Linked DNA regions of Homo sapiens: all the other regions are linked to region 1. The links are chromatin contacts, found by Hi-C or POLR2A ChIA-PET in ENCODE. All regions are on one chromosome and are shown on one strand. Each heading gives the region's core, a stretch centred on a gene start or an enhancer-like site at or near the end of the contact. The rest is flanking DNA. Distances are from core to core; before and after follow the strand shown. Region 1 overlaps MECOM (MDS1 and EVI1 complex locus). Region 2 overlaps MECOM (MDS1 and EVI1 complex locus). Region 3 overlaps MECOM (MDS1 and EVI1 complex locus).

Region 1 (3,265 bases), core at 206-2,705:
GGAGGGTGGATGATCCGCAGATAGCCAGAGCCATATATTTAGAAGATGAACTCATAACAGAATGATCTGGATTTTGGCACCTGAGTAAACATGACTACATGGGTTTGTATTAACTTCTATTTGACATTCACAGAGAATTCCCACCTCTTGCCTGCATACATGAACTATAGCTAGACTCTTGGAGTCTTTTTTTTTTAATAAAACATTTTTGTGGAGACAATAAAATATATAACACAAAGGAAAGATTCTGATATAGGATTACATTTTGGGTTTGTAATAAACTAGAACATTGTACTTAAAGATAACACTGCTCAAGTTCAGAAAGATTTTTAAAAAGCAAAATATTTAGCATTTTCGTAAATTATGCACAATTAACATAACCTCACTACTATATACATGAAATGTTTAAAAATAAATAAATAGGCCGAGCACGGTGGCTCACACCTGTAATCCCAGAACTTTGGGAGGCCAAGGCGGGCAGATCACTGAGGTCAGGAGTTTGAGACCAGCCTGGCTAACATGGCAAAACCCCGTCGCCACTAAAAATACAAACATTAGCTGGGCACTGTGGCACGTACCTGTAATCCCAGATACTTGGGAGGCTGAGGCAGCAGAATCACTTGAACCCAGGAGGTGGAGATTGCAGTGAGCTGAGATCACACCACTGCACTCCAACCTGGGCAACAGAGCGAGACTCCATCTCAAAAAACTATATATATATTTATTTTACATATTTTATTTTACAAAATAAAATATATATGTAATATATATATATATAATCCCCATAATTTCAAAATTTATAAAAATTTCAGCATAGGGTAGTTTTTCTCACTCATCTACAAACATAATCAGAATTTACAACATGGCCTTGACAACAATTTTATTATACATCCTAAATTATCAGTGACTCTAATTAAATATTTTAATAGCTCTATAGTGAAATTAATGCTTAGGGCAGTAATCATTTGACTACTATAAATCATGTAAAGCTAAAAGTTTAGCAATATAGCTTATAGGTTGATAATCCAGAAGAGAAATATATTTTTATTTTAATGGGAAGAGACATCTTACTGTGTGCTTTTAAAATAAATTAGGTTTAAGAAGTCTACAAATTCTGAAAAGTTACAGGAAAAAAAAAGGATCCATTAATCAAAATTGTGTGACATGAAAAAATTTCATTTTTCAGAATGATCTTTAAGAAGATAAAACTTTCAACAGGGATCACAAGAGCTGGGTTGTTTAATTTGCAGTAGAATTTTTGAAATCTGGAGGAAGGATGACACTCAAATCAGATGTATGCACTTGACTTGTCAATGTAATGGAAAGTTACTTCGGGCAATGATCCCAATAATGCCACAGCTTGGGTGGGAAGTTTACAAGGAAAAACAGGAAGTGATGCCAGGGATCACAAAAGGACACTTCCCTTTTGACTGGAATGAGTATTTTACAAATCAAGGAGTGCTATGCATCCAGGGTGAGGCAGGGGGAGGCAGAGTGTCTCTCAGAAAAGCCTGTAACCTGTGGTCTCACACAGTGACTTCAGAACTTGTGGAATTTTGAATACTGTATCCAATTAGGAAAGTATCCTTTTTGTGTTCACATACTACAGAATGCAGTCCATATCAGTGTTAACTTTTATTTCTTAATCATTCTGTATTAGGCATCAAAAAGCCTACTACTGCTTGCCCAAAATCATTCAGGGAATTAAAAAGTTCTCTCTTTACTTACTCTTACAGTTTTATTTTGACAGACAATGTTGCACCGTATCCAATTTAAATTTGTGATGACAGTGGATTTGGGCGTGCAAATGTGACAGAGAACTTTCTCTTTCTCCCCCTCCTTCTACACCACACACCTACCCCTACGTATATAGCTGCGTGTGTGTGTGTGTGCTGTCTCCTGAGCTATGTCATGATCTTGGATGTGTGTCTGTGGGGCCCCAGTGTTGCTGCTGTGGGCTTTTTGCAACAACTATAAAATTCAGCACATTATCCTCATCTCGCTATAACAGCAAACATCGAAGTATCACAGAATCAAAGGAATTAGTTGAAAATAATTTCATAGACAGAGGTACTTAGCTTTTTATAGCTCTGGCTCAACTTGAATATCAATCTATATTAGGTCCTTTAAAAAAAAATTTAATAGGCCAGGCGCGGTGGCTCACGCCTGTAATCCCAGCACTTCGGGAGGCCGAGGAGGGTGGATCACGAGGTCAGGAGATCCAGACCATCCTGGCTAACATGGTGAAACCGCGTATCCACTAAAAATACAAAAAAATTAGCCAGGCGTGGTGGTGGGCGCCTGTAGTCCCAGGTACTCGGGAGGCTGAGGTAGGAGAATGGCCTGAACCTGGGAGGCGGAGCTTGCAGTGAGCCAAGATGGCGCCACTGCACTCCAGCCTGGGCGACAGAGCGAGACTCCGTCTTAAAAACAAAACAGAACAAAACAAAAACTTAATGAGATCATTCCTAGGTTAGAAGGTAAACTTATAGCTAACTTTCTTCTTGGCAAAAAATCAGGATGCTATATATACACCACTATATATTTGAGCACACACATGTAGCTACATATGTAGGGGTGGGTGTGTGGTGTAGAAGGAGTGAGAGAAAGTCTGTCACACTTGCATGCCCAAATCCACTGTCATCATAAATTTAAATTACATATATAGGTGTGTGTATATATATAATGGTATATATATATTATATACATTAGTTTGCTATATATAATAATAGCATGTGTATATATATATAAAATCATCCTAATTTTTTATCAAGAATACAGTTAACTATAAGTTTACCTCCTAACCTAGGAACCATCTCATTAAGTTTTTTTAAAGGATCTAATATATATATTATTCTAATATGTATAATTCTAATATATAATATATTCCAATTATATACATTTTAACAAATATAAATATAAGTAAATAAATATACATTTTCTAACTATATAGTTAGAAAATAAGACTGGGCACGGTGGCTCATGCCTGCAATCCCAACACTTAAGAAAGCTGAGGCAGGTGGATCACTTGAGTTTAGGAGTTCAAGATGAGTCTGGGTAATACAATGAAACCCTGTCTCTCCAAAAAAATACAAAAAAATTATCCAGGCATGGTGGTGCACACTGGTAGTACAGCTACCTGGGAAGGCTGAGGTGAGAGGATCACCTGGGAGGCAGAGGCTGCCTGCAGTGAGCTGTTTAGTCCAGCCAGAGTGAAACTCTGTCTCAAAAACAAGCAAAAAGAAAAGAAAAGAACACTTACTTG
Region 2 (3,265 bases), core at 433-2,932, 360 kb after region 1:
GAACTAATAAAAACCATACAATTTCCTAGGTACCAGTTTTTCCTATGGAAGATTTTTAAATTTCCTTCTAGGAAAAATAAACAATTAAAACACATCCTATGAAGATATGTTAAAGACCACGTTGAGTTGGAAATGAAATAAAATGCTGCATGTTCTGCATTTTTTTAACTCAAGAAAAACTTTTTTGACTTTCATGATGTGCATATGGCCATTAATTTCAATGTGATATTATGGTTTTTGGCTGAACAGACAGTATGTATGTATGTATGTAAGCAAACAAAACAAATGCATTTTGTATTCAAATTTATACAACTCCATACATTTTTATGCTGTTTATTTGAAAATTAATTTTGGCTTAGGCCTCAGAGACAGCAAATGTTGTCAAGATTTGAGGGCTACCTGAAAAGCCTTGGGGACAGCATTACCCTTATGCATAAGAAACAGCAAAATAAAATAAAAATAAATGAATTTCCAAATACGTCATGGCTAATCCCTTGAGCTGACCTACAGATGAATTATGGAGGTTTTGCTACAGGACTGAGATCTGGTGATTTCACCGAGAGATTTATCTTATTTTCCAACTTATTTTCATATCTTATTTCCTTTTCTTTTAGAATTAGACTGTAAATAAAAGAGCTAAGAGTGAAGGAAGCTCCCTTTCACAGAACTCATATTGGATTGATAAATTAAAATGGTGAGATGAGTTTTGTATGACCCATCCTCAAGGATTTGGGAAATTTAGCCGATGCAAAACAAGGCATTAATTTGGAGAGGCCTAGCTACTTACAATGCTTAGTATTCTGACAATGATGAATGGCATCATTCCAAGCAAATGGTAATTTCACTTTTTGTGACGGTACTTTAGAGCAAAACCGACTTTCTTCACACAAAGAATTTGCAATCCTATTGAACAGAGGCAGTACCTGAATATCAGAAATCCTTCATTGTTTAAGTATCATCTGATATTCTTGATTGGCTTCAGACTGAAGGTTGGAGTTGAATTAGGGAGAACGGAGGTTAAGTCCTAACCTTGAAAGACTTAGCAGCCATTGAAACACTGCCTTTGGGCACTTATTGGCCTGTATTTATAAAAAAAAAAAAAACTTTTCAATTCAATGAGGGGAGGGAGAAAACACAAAACTTGTCACATTCATCAAGTGAAGCCACTGGAAAGACATCTACAGAACACCCAAAAAGCATAATCTTTCCGAAGCGCTGATAGAAATGGTAATTGGATGGGTCAGGGAATAATACAACCGAAGCAGGGGCAAAGCAGAATATCGCTAAAAAATCAAGGTCAAAAAGAAAAGAACAGACCCTTCTTAACTAGTAAAAAACTTACACTTGGCCTTTGTACTAAGGGAAAAATATACCTGTTGCTACCCGTAATTTATGTCCTCACAAAAACCTCTCGAATAGAACCTTCAAACATAAAAAGCATTAAAGACCCTCAGTTTCACAGCCCATAAGAAAGCTTCGCCTTAAATATTGGCTCCATCAAAATAAGTTTTCTGCATGCAGAAAAGAAAATGATTTTTAAAAGGAGCAACTAAAAGCAGTGACTCCCTTTCTCAATCTAAGCCATCTGTCTTTCCAGCAGGGGAAGGTGTGCCCTGCGGGGGTAGAAATACATTTAACAAACTCTACCCTGGGGGACTGAAAAAGACCAGGCACTCCGAAGACTGGCAGAGAATGCCAGCACTGTCTCCCCAGAGAGGAACAGACCTGATGAATCACCAAATCTGGGTTGCTCGTTTTCCTGCCTTCTTTGCTAATGAGCTAATCAGGGCTGAGCCAAATGACACATGTAAACAGATGAGCCGTCCGGGGATGCCGCCTTGTCCTGCTTTTATCTTACACAAACACCTCCACACTGGACTTAGAAGGCTTTTGGCACAAGGCAGAGAACTGATATTCTGGGCTGCATCCAGCTGGGAAAGGAAGAGAACTAGTGAAGTGGTGTGTCGTTCAACTGGTGGAACTGCACGGATGCAGGTGTCTCCTTACTGACAAAGATATCAGTTAAGGGGGGAAACAGTCCCTGAAAAGACAGTATCTGGAGCCCCTCCTCTTCATCCAAGGAAATAAAGCAGAACACCCTCAAAACCTCTCTGGACAGGTTCCCTTAAGAGTTAAAAAAAAAACAAAACAAAAAACCCAAAGCTCAGCCTAGCATTTCCCTGTAAACCGTACAAATTCACTGATACACAAGAAAGACAGCATCATTTGTTAATTCGCAAAATTCTAAGGTGCCTGTATACCCATTTCTATTAATCTAGGAATTCAACTTTCCACATTAGATTTCTACAGTGATGCAGGGTAGGAGATGGAGTTTATGATTTGTGCTGACAGAGCCACATCATATTTTAGGGAGATGACATTGCTATTGATGGTTCCTTCTAATCTATTCCCAGTAACATGCTCATCTGTATGTTTTCCCCAGGCACCAGAAGAACAATCTCAGATCCTTAAAACAGTATGTCATTCCTTTCCACACATCTCATATGCACATATATTATTATTATTTAACGTTTATTAAGTACCAACAGTATGCTAGGCACAATAGACATAGGGGGCCATAAAAACATATTTAACGCATCAAAAACCACAATAAAAGGATGCTGTGTATGTGACAGAAGACGATAAAAATCTCTGCAATTCATAGTTCAAGATGAAATGCACCCCAAGTCCCAGAGAAGCCTTGGAACAGTGTGGCACATCAAAAAAGGTATTGGAATTTTTATTCAGCCAGCGTAAGGAAGGTTATGCATACCTTACAATTAAACATGGCCTTCCTCAACCTTCCCAACATTCTGCAACAATGAATTCTCTAATGGTAAGCCACTAATTACTTAATTTATCTAGTTAAACTTCAGCACTCTACCTCATTCTCAATCATAATAGCATATACTCTGTACCAAGCACTATGGTAGTCATTTAAAATGTATTTCTCTGTATGAGAGTGGGGTTGAAACTTGGAAAGGTTCAGTGATGCATCCAAGGTCCATGATCAGGATTTCATTTTATTGTCTGTTTTCCAGGATTTCACTTCCTGTTTTACACACACACACACACACACACACACACACACACACACACACAGAGAGAGAGAGAGAGAGTTAAGAGTGATAAATGCCATTCACAAGTTTGGGGATTTGGAGTTAATATAATATCAAATAACCAATTTAGACATTGTGTAGACATAGCACTGGCCGGGCCAAGATAGATATATGCTAGGGGTCTCAACTTCTTCACTTGCTAACGC
Region 3 (3,265 bases), core at 442-2,941, 280 kb after region 1:
CAAAGCTTTTCTCTTGGATCTGCATTTAGGATATGGGAGCCTCCTCAAACAAGAAAAAGCCCTGTTGTTATGGGGAAATTGGAAGCAAAGAAAATTCTGCAGTGGCCAGTGGCAGAATTTCTCACCATTGAAAACATATTAGGGATGGGCAGAGTCTATCAGGAGTTCACTGGAATTCAGTGGCTAGCCAGTTGCCTCTATAAGCCTTAAAGATTCCCTTGAAGACAGACAATACACCCGTCTTTGGAAACATATTCTCATGTTAGAACCAAACGTGCATATGGAAATTATTATCCCTTAGCTAAGAGCTTTTGTTTTAAAACCCTTGTGGTGTTTGTAACCTAAAAGAGGGATTTCCTCAAGTTTTCTAAAACTGCCTCATTTTTTTTAAGAATCACCATGATCCATACCTCATTTGAGATCAAGTGAATCGTCAAACTAATGTGTTTTTTCAGGAAGCTAATTCTGTGACTTCCTTAAAGAGAGGGTTGCTCTTCCCAAGGGTTATCGGCAAGCCACTGCTCTGGCTCCTTGTGCCAGTTGTTCTTCCTGACTGGCCATTTCCCCTCTGGCTGGAGATAACCCTGCAATGACTTCAAATTCTTTCGTTCAGTATCTGATTCCATCTCCATCATAAAGCCTTCCTCAGAGCATGGTTGGACCTAAGCATTTCCACGTCTTAGTTCATTCCCAAGATCCCAAGTTGACTTTTGCTTGAACTTCAGTGGAAAATCCAAATCATGTGAAAATCAAAAAGAAAATAATGGCTCTTTCTTGATTCTATTTTCTAAACATATGGTAATGAACAATAAATGTTTACAGGTAGCTGTGATGGCTACAGAAAAATTTTCTTTGGGACCCCCATAAAATAGATTATATTCAGTAAACACAGCCAAGCATGCATAAACTTTAAGAAAGATTTTAGCCTTCTATCCATTCAAACTATTACCCTATTTCTTCCCTCTTTATTGCTACCATTCCTTCTGAAAAAGAGTTTATAAATTCATAACACATTAAAATGAGCAGACTCTTTAGTTCCTTAATCCTAGCAGTCTGATTTAGTAATTTCTTTAATGGCAATATTATTCTCCCCATGCCACAGTTCATATTTGACTTCTCTTGACTCCTTGCTTCCCACTTACTATCAGCAACCAAGTCCTGCTTATTCTTACCTTATTATATTGTTCTTTCTATCCCTATTGCCACAACCTACTTCAGGTCCTTATCATTTACTCCCAATGCTTCTTTTGCAATAGCCCACTAACTAGCTCTCTAATTCTTCAATTTTTCTCTTTTTCTTTTTCTTTTTTTTTTCTTTTGAGATGGAGTCTTACTCTGTTGCCCAGGCTGGAGTGCAGTAGTGTGATCTCAGCTCACTGCAACCTCTGCCTCCTGGGTTCAAGTGATTCTCCCGCCTCAGCCTCCCAAGTAGCTGGAATTACAGGTGCCTGCCACCAGGCCCGGCTAATTTTTTTTCTTTTACTGGTATTTTTAGTAGAGATGGAGTTTTACCATGTTGGCCAGGCTGGTCTCAAACTCCTGACCTCAGGTGATCCACCCGCCTCGGCATCCCAAAATGCTGGGATTACAGGCATGAGACACAGCTCCCGGCCAGTTTTTCTCTCTTGTAATTCATCCTGCATACCTTTGCCAAAACAAACATCCTAAAGCATAATTCTGATTATGTCTCCTCACATTTCAGACATTCCAATGGCTTCTCATTATGTCTAAATAAAGTTCAACTCATATAAAGTCAATGTGTTTGTTGAGTGAATCAGTACAAAAATTCCATATGTAGGCTTTAGCTATTTATCGAATAAAGTACAAAAGAAGAGTTTTGTTTTGTTTTGTTTCTTAGGCCAACATATGCCATATATCCTGTTTGTGGCCTCAGAAATGTGTGAATCACATTGATAAATCAGCTGAAAAAACAAAAGTTAGTATTTTACACCTTCTCTTCTCTAGAGTCTTAAAAACTCCTTCAGACTTCAACTGAATATGCGCTTTATTTCTGTTCTCTCTATTGATTCTTCTTCATTAATGTTTAATCCAAGGAGCTTTGAAGTACAAGATGACAAAATACATAATTTGTACCAATGTTCACAATTATTTCTTCCATATCAGTTAAGTGTAATTTGAAATATTATATCTTAAATTAATAAAGAAGATTTAGTAAAAACATGTTTACCTGTGTGAAAAATATTTATTGAAAATAAAACTTATTTTTAAATCCCACGAAAATAACAGACCAAAATGGCAGTGTAAGTACATGCCAAAATTGCCCCCTGTTCAAAAGCGAGAAATAATGGATAATGATTTTTAAAATATATGAAAGTGAAACTCTGTCCAAAAGCAAGAAAGTTTTCATGGACCATAAAAGAAAAGGAAACCTACAATACTAAAGGATGCTCGGTTTATGCCCAAAGATGAACAGTAGGTTTTGGGTTTCAGTGTTTATACAGAAAAGGGCCTGAGCCTGCCCCACACATGACCCAAGTACACTGCATAAAGCCAGAGTTAAAACTTCACTGCCAGCCTCTGAACAGAAGGCTGTTCTATCCACACTATCACAAGACCTGGTGGAGTTGAGGCAACTGCTGAATTACCATACAGGGAAGAATGAATTCAAGAAAATTCCCATGCAAGATAGGCTCTTAAAAAATAAATTTACACAAGAAAATCAGCACTGTAAAGGTAATTGATAAGCCCAATAGAAGGGAAACCTATACAAAGAAATAGAAATAACTAAGCAATCTGAAATGGACTTTAAATAATGATGTTTACAATTCTCTAAGAGGAAAAGGAGCATTAGCATCAGTGAAACAAAAGTAGGGCTATAGAAAAAACAATACTTATGAAAAAAACCAATTGGAAATTTTTAGATGGAAAAGCGTGAAGTAAAAAATTCAACACATGGTCTAAAGAATAAACTGCACACAGCTGAAGGGAAAATTAGTTAATTTTACGAAGAAACAATAAATCTCACAGAATGTAAAGAGATAAAGATATTTAAATAAATCAGAGTTAAGAGATATAAAACTATATACATATGAGTATATAAATATCCATATGTTTATATGTATACATATATATACCAGAAGGAAAGGACAGAAGAGATACAATATTTGAACAGATCATGGCTAAGTTTTCCAGAATTAATAAAAGACATGAGCACTAGAAACAGTCACAAGAAGTACCAAAAAAGAAAAGTCCAAACTTAGAGATGTTGCAGTAAGACTTCAAAAGGTCCAGGATACAGAGAAAA

Evidence for each region. Hi-C counts contacts between places; a loop is a spot of excess contacts on that map. ChIA-PET counts read pairs that join two places held with the same protein, here RNA polymerase II (POLR2A). Pooled maps may share reads with other maps.
Region 2: a loop to region 1 is called in a map of PC-3, with 5 times the contacts of the local background. The contact joins two enhancer-like sites. A Hi-C loop is called at or near these places in 3 of 168 maps with a recorded cell type or tissue (Caco-2, IMR-90 and PC-3) and 4 of 50 pooled maps.
Region 3: a map of endothelial cell of umbilical vein shows a loop between it and region 1 (10-fold over the local background). The contact joins two enhancer-like sites. A Hi-C loop is called at or near these places in 3 of 168 maps with a recorded cell type or tissue (Calu3, PC-3 and endothelial cell of umbilical vein) and 4 of 50 pooled maps. POLR2A ChIA-PET finds 5 or more read pairs at or near these places in 1 of 52 experiments (Panc1).

The regions. Positions count from the first base shown.
Region 1 is chr3:169,217,081-169,220,345 of GRCh38, forward strand. The region is part of intron 2 of MECOM (MDS1 and EVI1 complex locus); the gene reads right to left. Among named protein-coding and RNA genes, the nearest start is that of LINC01997, 220 kb to the left of the region's middle. Within about 2 kb of position 1,456, at least 2 of the 41 ENCODE cell types and tissues checked have a DNase peak (open chromatin) inside an H3K27ac peak, as active enhancers do; they include endothelial cell of umbilical vein, where a contact is called at or near this core.
Region 2 is chr3:169,573,738-169,577,002 of GRCh38, forward strand. All of the region lies in intron 1 of MECOM (MDS1 and EVI1 complex locus), which reads right to left. Among named protein-coding and RNA genes, the nearest start is that of MECOM, 88 kb to the right of the region's middle. Within about 2 kb of position 1,683, at least 3 of the 41 ENCODE cell types and tissues checked have a DNase peak (open chromatin) inside an H3K27ac peak, as active enhancers do.
Region 3 is chr3:169,496,045-169,499,309 of GRCh38, forward strand. All of the region lies in intron 1 of MECOM (MDS1 and EVI1 complex locus), which reads right to left. Among named protein-coding and RNA genes, the nearest start is that of MECOM-AS1, 50 kb to the left of the region's middle. Within about 2 kb of position 1,692, at least 3 of the 41 ENCODE cell types and tissues checked have a DNase peak (open chromatin) inside an H3K27ac peak, as active enhancers do; they include endothelial cell of umbilical vein, where a contact is called at or near this core.